3 separate regions of the Homo sapiens genome follow, and all the other regions are linked to region 3. Evidence: chromatin contacts called from ENCODE Hi-C or POLR2A ChIA-PET data. All regions are on one chromosome and are shown on one strand. The core of a region is the stretch at or near the end of the contact, and the rest is flanking DNA. Distances in the headings are between cores, read along the strand shown. Region 1 has its middle 47 kb from the start of NDUFV2. Region 2 has its middle 120 kb from the start of NDUFV2. Region 3 has its middle 32 kb from the start of MTCL1.

Region 1 (2,700 bases), core at 25-2,524, 380 kb after region 3:
TGATAGCATCTTTTCTTGGTGATGCTGCGAGGAAAAGGAGTTAATATGTGTAAAGACATTTAGAAAGGCCCTGGCACACAGTAAATGTTAGTTACTGCTATAGAAGTTGCTGAATGAATGATTTCAACAATAGTCCATGTGGAACATGTAAACCAATTAAATATTTGTTCCTAAAGGAACAGAATATTTATAGACATATAGCCTATTTATTTTCTTCTATTGAGCAGCTGACAGTAATAGTGGATGTACATGTTTGTCTTCTTAATAGGAAAGAAGTAGGCTTAGGTTGACTGAGTGCCTACTGTTTGCTAGGCACAGTATAGATATCTTTTCACCTTATTCTCAAAACAAGCCTGAGAATTAGATATTTTATCCTCGTTTTTCTTAGGCAGAAACTTGCCCAAAGTTGCACATCTCGCTCCAAATCACAGTGCCTAGCAAGGTCTAGGCAGGAATTCAAGCCCATCTGACTACAACATACAATGTGTCAACACAGATGTCCACAACTTTGCTTTGTATGTAGCCACCTGAAAGAGAATGAATTAGAATAATTATTTTTGAGGGAGTTCAGTGCCATCAGGTGCCAAATTATTTATTTGCAATGCCAAATTGTATGGTTTTCTATTTAAACAGAGCTTTGGTCTAGGTGTAACTGTAATATTCTAGATAGAATATTACTTGTCTAGTGGCCTATCTCACAAGAAAATAAATAAATAAAATAAAAATATTGCTGGAATTTGAAGGATAAATCAATATAGATGCCTCAGAAAAGATGGGGTAGGGTGAGTGGAGTAATAATTTTGGGAAATGTAATGACCAGAAAATAAACTATCACTATTGCTGCATTTTGCTTTTGTCCAATATTCTCTTGGCATGTATGGACATGAACTACCATTCAGTGAAACTGACATGTTCTCTCTCCTTTGAGAAGGATCATGGAGGTTTCTGGTGCCATCGTTTTAAATGTTCCAAATAGAAGCAAACATCTACTGTTAGAAAAGTAAACCAAGTGAAGAAAAGAAAAGAAAATGACTTGCATTCTTTTGCATAGATATGGCTATATCAAGTAATTAGGGTTGTACTAAAGAGGTTGGGAATATATTTTATTTATTTGCTTATGTGACTTTTACTCATTATTTTCATTTTGTGGTGAGTAAAGGGAAAAATGTAGTAAGAACAAAATGACCTTTCCATTTTGTCCTAAAACCAAACAGGAAGAGGGAGTACTGCCATCTTTTGGTTACACAATATAATAATTTTAAATCGTTACACTTAACAACAGCCAGATGAATGCCAATATTAGTCATCACCAAATGAACAGAAACACTGACTTACCTGGCATGAGTTAGTTCCTTAGACTATTTCTTCATAATAGCTTTCTTCTGCAAAGTAATCACAGAGACTCCAAAATCTCATTTTTCTTTCAATTGTAGACAGAAAGAGAAAGTACTGGTGGGCTAAGTAGATTATCTTAAAGAGCACTGACAGTTCTAATATTTGTATTTAATGATTCTAAAGCATTCAGAGTAAACAAAGATAAAAGAGAACTTTTAATTACTAAAGTCAATTTCACAATTGCCCCAGGGGTGAAGAACTTGAGTGCAAGGCTGAACTTCCTTAGACCAAGGAAACACTATGGCAAAGCCTGCCAGGTATCCACTACAGGGCTTCATCTACACCAAGCAAGACAAAAAGTACAGCAAAAACACAATTGGAGCATTCCTGGAATGTTCTTTCTTTTTCTTTTCTTTTTTTTTTTTTTTTTCTTGTGAGAACAGAGTCTTGCTGTGTCACCTAGACTGGAGTGCGGTGGCACAATCTCAGCTCACTGCAACCTCCCCTTCCTGGGATCAAGCAATTCTCCTGCCTCAGCCTCCTGAGTAGCTGGGTGTACAGTCACCCGCCACCACGCCCGGCTAATTTTCGTATTTTTGGTAGAGATAGGGTTTTGCCATGTTGGCCAGGCTGGTCTCGAACTCCTGACCTCAGGTCATCTGCCCGCCTCGGCCTCTCAAAGTGCTGGGATTACAGGCGTGAGCCTCTGCGCCCGGCTGATTTTTTTTTAAGGAAATATGGTACTACAATAGAAGGAAACTAAAGAAGTTTATCAGAGTGTACTATAGAGGGCCGCCTCTCAGTGAGCTGAGTTGGCTGCAGGGAGGCCATAGACACTGTTGTTACAAGACACGTTTTATTAACAGCCATCCTGAAGAAAAGACTTTGAATAGGTTGAGGGTATATATTTTAAAGAGGAAACATTAATTTGAAAAGGAGAAGAATCTGGAAAGGAAATATAATCCCCTCAAATCCTGTCTAGATCCAGAGAAGCAGCTATCCAAATGAGGTTTTTTTAAGGCTCATCAGGGTGGCAGAAAATAGAATATAAAGCCCCGAAGGGGATCTTAAGATATTTGGAATAAAAGGGAAATATGGAAGTGTCATGGCAGTTGAGTGAAAGGAAGTGAACTGAACTTGACATTTATTTGGATAATATCACTTTTCTATATGCGCAGTACTGATATGTTTTTAAAAATAAAAGCACGAAATTTTTGTTATTTGTTATTCTTATTAAGAAGATAAATAAGTAAACATTTTCATAGGGTACCAGAGAGGAGAGCGGGCGAAGGGAGGACCTGGTTTCTAGTCGTAGGTCTCCACTGACTAGCAGGCTGCCCTTATGCCACTTAGACTCCCTGAGTC
Region 2 (2,874 bases), core at 73-2,572, 310 kb after region 3:
GGTTTCACCATGTTAGCCAGGGTGGTCTCGAACCCCTGGCCTCAAGTGATCCGCCTGCCTCAGCCTCCAAAAGTGCTGGGATTACAGGCGTGAGCCACCGCACCCAGGCAGGCTAGCATTGATTTTTGTTCCAATAGCTACTTAGGCTCACTGTTAATGTGGCTTTTGTTGCTTTTTACTGGCTGTTTGCTTCTCATAAGTACCATAGAGGACTTTCTATGTGCTTGTATAATAAATCTTATAAATCCAGTCTAAAAAAATTATGTTTTTTATAGTTTGCCTTGGTAATTCCTAGGCCTGGGAGGGGGACCAGATATATCAGGTGCCCCATGAGAAACCTCTCCTGGGGCAGTACCAGGTACTAGGGAACATGATAAACAGATGCAGACTCAAAGGGTAGCTTCCCTTGTCTGTACAGTAGCTTAATGATGAAGGTGGCTGAGTGGCAGTTCTACCTGGTTCCAGGAACCTCCTCAGCTAGACTTGTTTTTGTTTCTGTTTTGAGACAGAGTCTCATTCTGTCGTCCAGACTGTAGTGCAGTGGTGTGATCTCAGCCCACTGCAACTACCATCTCCTGGGTTCAAACGATTCTCCTGCCTCAGCCTCCTGAGTAGCTGGGATTACAGGTGCCCACCAGCAAACCTGGCTAATTTTTGTATTTTTAGTAGAGACGGGGTTTCGCCATGTTGGTCAGGCTGGTCTCGAACTCCTGATCTCAAGTAATCCACTTACCTTGACTTCCCAAAGTGCTGGATTACAGGCATGAGCCACTGCGCCCGGCCTCAGCTAGATCTTTAAGGCAACGGTTCCCCACCTTTTCAAGTATGAGATGCCATTGTAACATTAGAAAACTTCATAGGTCTCATTAACAGTGCCTGTATCATTCATTTTAAAAATCCTTATTGTCAAGTGACATTTTTTTTTCTTTTGAGTCAGAGTCTCACTCTGTTGCCCAGGCCGGAGTGTACTGATGTGATCGACAAGTGACATTTTAAAATGAATGTTGTGTTTTACAGATGGCAACAGCGCCCTCACATGCTATGTACAATTCAGCCTACGGACGTACTTGGTGGCATTTCAGCGTGATGAGCCTTACAGGGGTTTTCAGACACAGACTTTACTAAGAACAACATGTGGATGGTTTTAAAAGAACTATTGGAATGAGCAGACTACAATTTTCCAACAGTTACTTTCAACACAAATGCATGTGGAAAGCTGAAATCATATGCATCTGTGGTTAGATTCTGGCCTTAACCCTGTGCTGACCTTGAGCTTCCCCGTAATTGTTGGGCTCTTTCTTTGCCTCCAGGCTGAACCATCTGCTGCTTTCTCCCACTACCAGGAACGAAGGGACCTAAGCTCCAATGTGCTCATCCTGGAACACCCAGGCACTTTGCATTTCTCAAAGTTCAGTTCCCCAAGCGCAAGTTTTCTGCTCTGCTGGACAGAACGGCAGCATTTCAATCATTCTCAGGCTTGCTCTGCTCCTGTTCCTACTTGTCCAGGTCCATAAACCCAGGACTCACAGGAAGGGCCCTTCCCCTGGGAGCCGCGTTCAGAGGACAGTGCCTATGGCAGGAGGGAGTGGTCTATGAGCCCCTGGGGCTGGAAGATTCCCCTCCATTCTTCAGTGGCATTTCCCTTGGCACTTGTTTCCTGCTCTCACTACAGACACCTGAACCCTGAAGCTTAACCCCACCTTGAAGCTAGGGCATGGTTACCTAACGTAGGCCTCCCTCCTGTGAAGGCAGGTCTGAGAGGCCATCTGCAGAGAGGCAGGGTTATTCCTGAGGGGTGGGGAGACCATTGCAGAGACTCCAGCTGCTGCCTGACAGTTTCTGAGATGCCTGCCAAGGAAAAAGGAGAATTCTGGTTAGAAGGGAGCTAAAAACTCTGGGGAAGTATTTCAATATCTAATTGAGAGAGAGGCTGAGATGGCAGCTAGGACCACTGTGGAGACAATCTCAGACAATCTCAAGGAGCTTCAACCAAAGCAACCAATGACAGGGGGAGTTCAGATTTCTCTCTTAAATTCTGCAAGGGAGGCCAGTGTGGTGTCTCACACCTGTAATCCCAACACTTTGAGAGGCCAAGGCAGGAGGATCACTTGAGGCCAGGAGTTTAAGACCAGCCTGGGCAATGTAGCAAGTCCCTGTCTCTACAAAAAAAAAAAATTTAGCCAGCGTGGTGGCAAACACCTGTAGTCCCAGCTATTTGGGAGGCTGAGGCAGGAGGATCACTTGAGCCCAAGAGTTCTAGGCTGCAGTGAGCTATGTTCACACCACTGCACTTCAGCCGGGGTGACAGAGCAAGATCTTCTCTCTAAAAAATAAAATAAAAAATAAAAACAAAGCTGCAAGGGGAAGGGGAAGAAGCAGATACTGAGACTTCTCCCAACAAGAGGATAAGCCCCAAAGAAAGACATTTTCTTGAAGGCAAAGTTCAGCTCCTTCATCACGCATCTTTAGTGCTGTGAGCTTTTGTGCTGTTGGCCCTTAGGACCAAGGAGGCAACATGAGTCCAGATCCAGTAGAGCTACTAGTGATGGGCCTGAAGGGAGGGGAGTCTAGACCTGTCCTCCTTATTATTATAAAATTTTAGCCTAATCAGCTTCTGGGAAGCAGTCTAATTAAAAGTGGAAAGAAGCTGAAAGTGGCAGCTAGTCAGCTCCGTGTACAAATCCCAACTCCATGTCTTCTTAGTTGTTGGACCAGCCCAGGCAAGCCCCTGAATCTCCTTATGTCTCAATTTCCTCATCTGTAAAAATACTAGTCACAGCAGACCTCCTTTATAGGGTCGTTGTGGCCCAAGGGCTTGCAATAAATTTGGTATCTAATTTTGGAGTGATTTGGGGCTGCAGTTTAACAAGATTG
Region 3 (2,700 bases), core at 36-2,535:
AATCTCCAACTGGCCTTGAATTAAGCTATCTTTTGTTTCTAGTCTGGTTTGCTTGACTAGTCAATGTAGGTGGAGAAACAGTCGCCATGTAGTCCCTATATGGCAGACAAAGCAATTTGTATGCCGGACAAAGATAGCTTATGTGATTGCTCTGAACTCAAGATTTTGACCCATTTGATCTAAGACAGCCCAACTTTTATAAACATGTATCTAGTTATTTTATTTTAGAGTATCAATCCTTCAATTAACTATTCACTCTAAGCAATTGTGAGTCAGGCAAACCTAAATTAACATTTCCAAAAGGTATCTAGTTTGTTGGTTACCATACAGCTGTTGTAACTTGTAAAGCCGTTAATTTGAAAGCCCTTTAAGACATTAAAAAAGAATTTTGCCTGGAATGCCATAAGCAGTGAAATTATCTCAACACCAGCAAAAAAGTCAGCAGATTCGAAGTAGGCAGAAAAAAATAGAGAGAGATAGAGAACTTAGAAGCTCTACATGTTGACTCTATAGTCGGTTGTAGTTTTAAAATTCAGTTCTAAGGGAAAAACAAGCTTGGGGAGCTTGAATGAGCCCCACGATGGTCACTGACTTAAAAACATGCACAAGGGAAGCCTTGTAGCCAGCTGGAGTCCTAGAAAGTTGGCATTCCTTAATGTTTGAGGAACCCATTTCATTTATTATTAATCTCTTGAGAGAAAAGAAAATCCTATCAAGGAGTTTGGATCAGTATCTTAGATGGCAGCAACCACCCTAGTGGCTTTTAATTAACCATCTCATGCCCACCATTTAAAATGTTTATTTTTGAGCCAAGCATGGTAGGCCACAACTATAGCCCCAGCAACTGGAAAGGCTGAGGCAGGAAGATCACTTGAGCCCAGGAGTCCAAGTCCAGCCTGGGTGACATAGCAAGACCATGTCTCAAAAATAAATAAATATATACATAAGAAAGAATGTTTATTTTTGTTCTCAGAAGATGTTCAGAAACAAGCAAGGGAAAAAAAGAGTCAATTCGTTTCTGGACATGTGTAACCCAAACCAACAAAACCAAAATGAAACCAAAATCAGAGTGCTCACACAAATTTTAGCCCAGCTGTGCAGATGAAACCAAGTATTAAACTAGGTACACAGAACCAGAAGTGAAGTCACCCCGAAAGACACGCCTCACAGACAGAATGTAAATTCTGTAGAAAGCAGAGTACTTAAACCAGACAGACGTTGCCCTTATACCAGAAAGGACTCGCCAACGAACAAACAAAAACAAAAACAACCTTTTATAGTCCCAAGACGGACCCAAGGTTCTTTATGAAAGGAGGCCTTATAATAAGATCGGATCCTGAATGAGGTCAAAAGGAACCCATCAAACAGAAGTAGTCCAAGAATCCAAGAGGAGATTCACCAGGACAGAAAGAGCAACTCACGAAAGTGGAGAGCACAAAGGGCTCAGCTGGTACCACATTCAATTCCAGGGCTGCTGATTCACCCTAGGTGAGCTCACTTCTGTCCTACTTCTGACACCATTATGTCAACATAAATAACAAACAGAGAGAGAAGCTGGCTAAAAGAAAGTGGTGTTTATTTGGGAATAGGCATTGTGATGAGAATATGCATGTCTTGGGTAAACTATGTGTGGATTCAGGGAGGTGAAGAAAGACAAATGTTTTTAAAGGGAAAATGAGGATTACATAATTGTTTTGAGATGATTTTCCTTGGCTATAAGGACCAATAACCAGGGTAGTGCCAGTCCAAGTTTGAACAGGCAGTTCCTGGGCAGATGTCCTCACAGAATAATTTTTTTTTTGGTAAGGTTGCGATGACCTTTGTGCAAGGTTGTGGGTTTTGCAGAGTCTTTTGTGATAGTTTTTGTTATCAGGACTTTTAGGCATGAAAATCCTTCCTCCGTGGCCTTCCCTGGCTCTATTTGCCAGGATTTTTAATACAAGTGACTCCATATTGATTCTGACAATTTTCACAGTTTTCACAGCCCTTTTGGGATTAAATGCACTGATATTCATCGTGTCTACCTCTTGTCCTGATCCTGAATGCTATATAATTGTTTGTCAAATCAAATACACACGTAAAATGGAAATAGATAGATACCATTATTATCCTCATTTTACAATGGAAGAACTCAGGCACTGAGGCACAGAGAGGGTTAATAAGTTGCCCAAAAGGTCACACTAGTAAGAGACAGAAGCAAGTAGCATAGTGCAATCTTATGCTAAGAAAGTGGAAGAAAAGAAAGAAAATAAGAAAGAACCTAGTTATTATAGTTAACAATATGGTGTTGTGCACTCAAAAACTTCTTGAGAGAGGTAGATCTCATGCTAAGTATTCTCACCAAAAGAAATAGGAAGGAAGAAAGAAGAAAAGAATAAAGGAGAAAAGAAAGAAAAGCAAGAAGACACAAGAAATTTTGGAGGGGCTGGATATATCTATTACCTTATTTGTGGTGATGGTATCATGGGCCTATGTATTTAAAATGTAAGCACAATTTAAAACAATATTTTCAAGCTATATAGTAGCCAGTCAAATCACTTATGTTAGAATTTAAGGGGAAAAGCAGAAAGCTTAATTAACATAATGTGATAATTACAAATTTGGGAAAAAAGTGAGTCAAATGAATAGAGAAATATTGAAGGTGACTGTGGTTAACAGTCATGTTTCTTTTGGCAGATTTTTAGTTTCTTTAGTTATTTA

Evidence for each region. Hi-C counts contacts between places; a loop is a spot of excess contacts on that map. ChIA-PET counts read pairs that join two places held with the same protein, here RNA polymerase II (POLR2A). Pooled maps may share reads with other maps.
Region 1: a pooled map shows a loop between it and region 3 (2.5-fold over the local background). The contact joins two enhancer-like sites. A Hi-C loop is called at or near these places in 1 of 168 maps with a recorded cell type or tissue (left colon), 1 of 37 single-sample maps with no recorded cell type and 2 of 50 pooled maps. POLR2A ChIA-PET finds 5 or more read pairs at or near these places in 2 of 52 experiments (activated B cell and activated CD8-positive, alpha-beta memory T cell).
Region 2: a pooled map shows a loop between it and region 3 (2.1-fold over the local background). The contact joins two enhancer-like sites. A Hi-C loop is called at or near these places in 5 of 168 maps with a recorded cell type or tissue (GM11168, HAP-1, Jurkat and 2 more) and 2 of 50 pooled maps. POLR2A ChIA-PET finds 5 or more read pairs at or near these places in 3 of 52 experiments (MCF 10A, OCI-LY7 and activated T-cell).

What each region holds. Positions count from the first base shown.
Region 1 is chr18:9,054,202-9,056,901 of GRCh38, forward strand. No RefSeq gene overlaps it. Among named protein-coding and RNA genes, the nearest start is that of NDUFV2, 47 kb to the right of the region's middle. RefSeq lists a silencer at 1,269-1,378. Within about 2 kb of position 1,275, at least 3 of the 41 ENCODE cell types and tissues checked have a DNase peak (open chromatin) inside an H3K27ac peak, as active enhancers do.
Region 2 is chr18:8,981,614-8,984,487 of GRCh38, forward strand. No RefSeq gene overlaps it. Among named protein-coding and RNA genes, the nearest start is that of NDUFV2, 120 kb to the right of the region's middle. Within about 2 kb of position 1,323, at least 5 of the 41 ENCODE cell types and tissues checked have a DNase peak (open chromatin) inside an H3K27ac peak, as active enhancers do.
Region 3 is chr18:8,672,511-8,675,210 of GRCh38, forward strand. No RefSeq gene overlaps it. Among named protein-coding and RNA genes, the nearest start is that of MTCL1, 32 kb to the right of the region's middle. Within about 2 kb of position 1,286, at least 2 of the 41 ENCODE cell types and tissues checked have a DNase peak (open chromatin) inside an H3K27ac peak, as active enhancers do.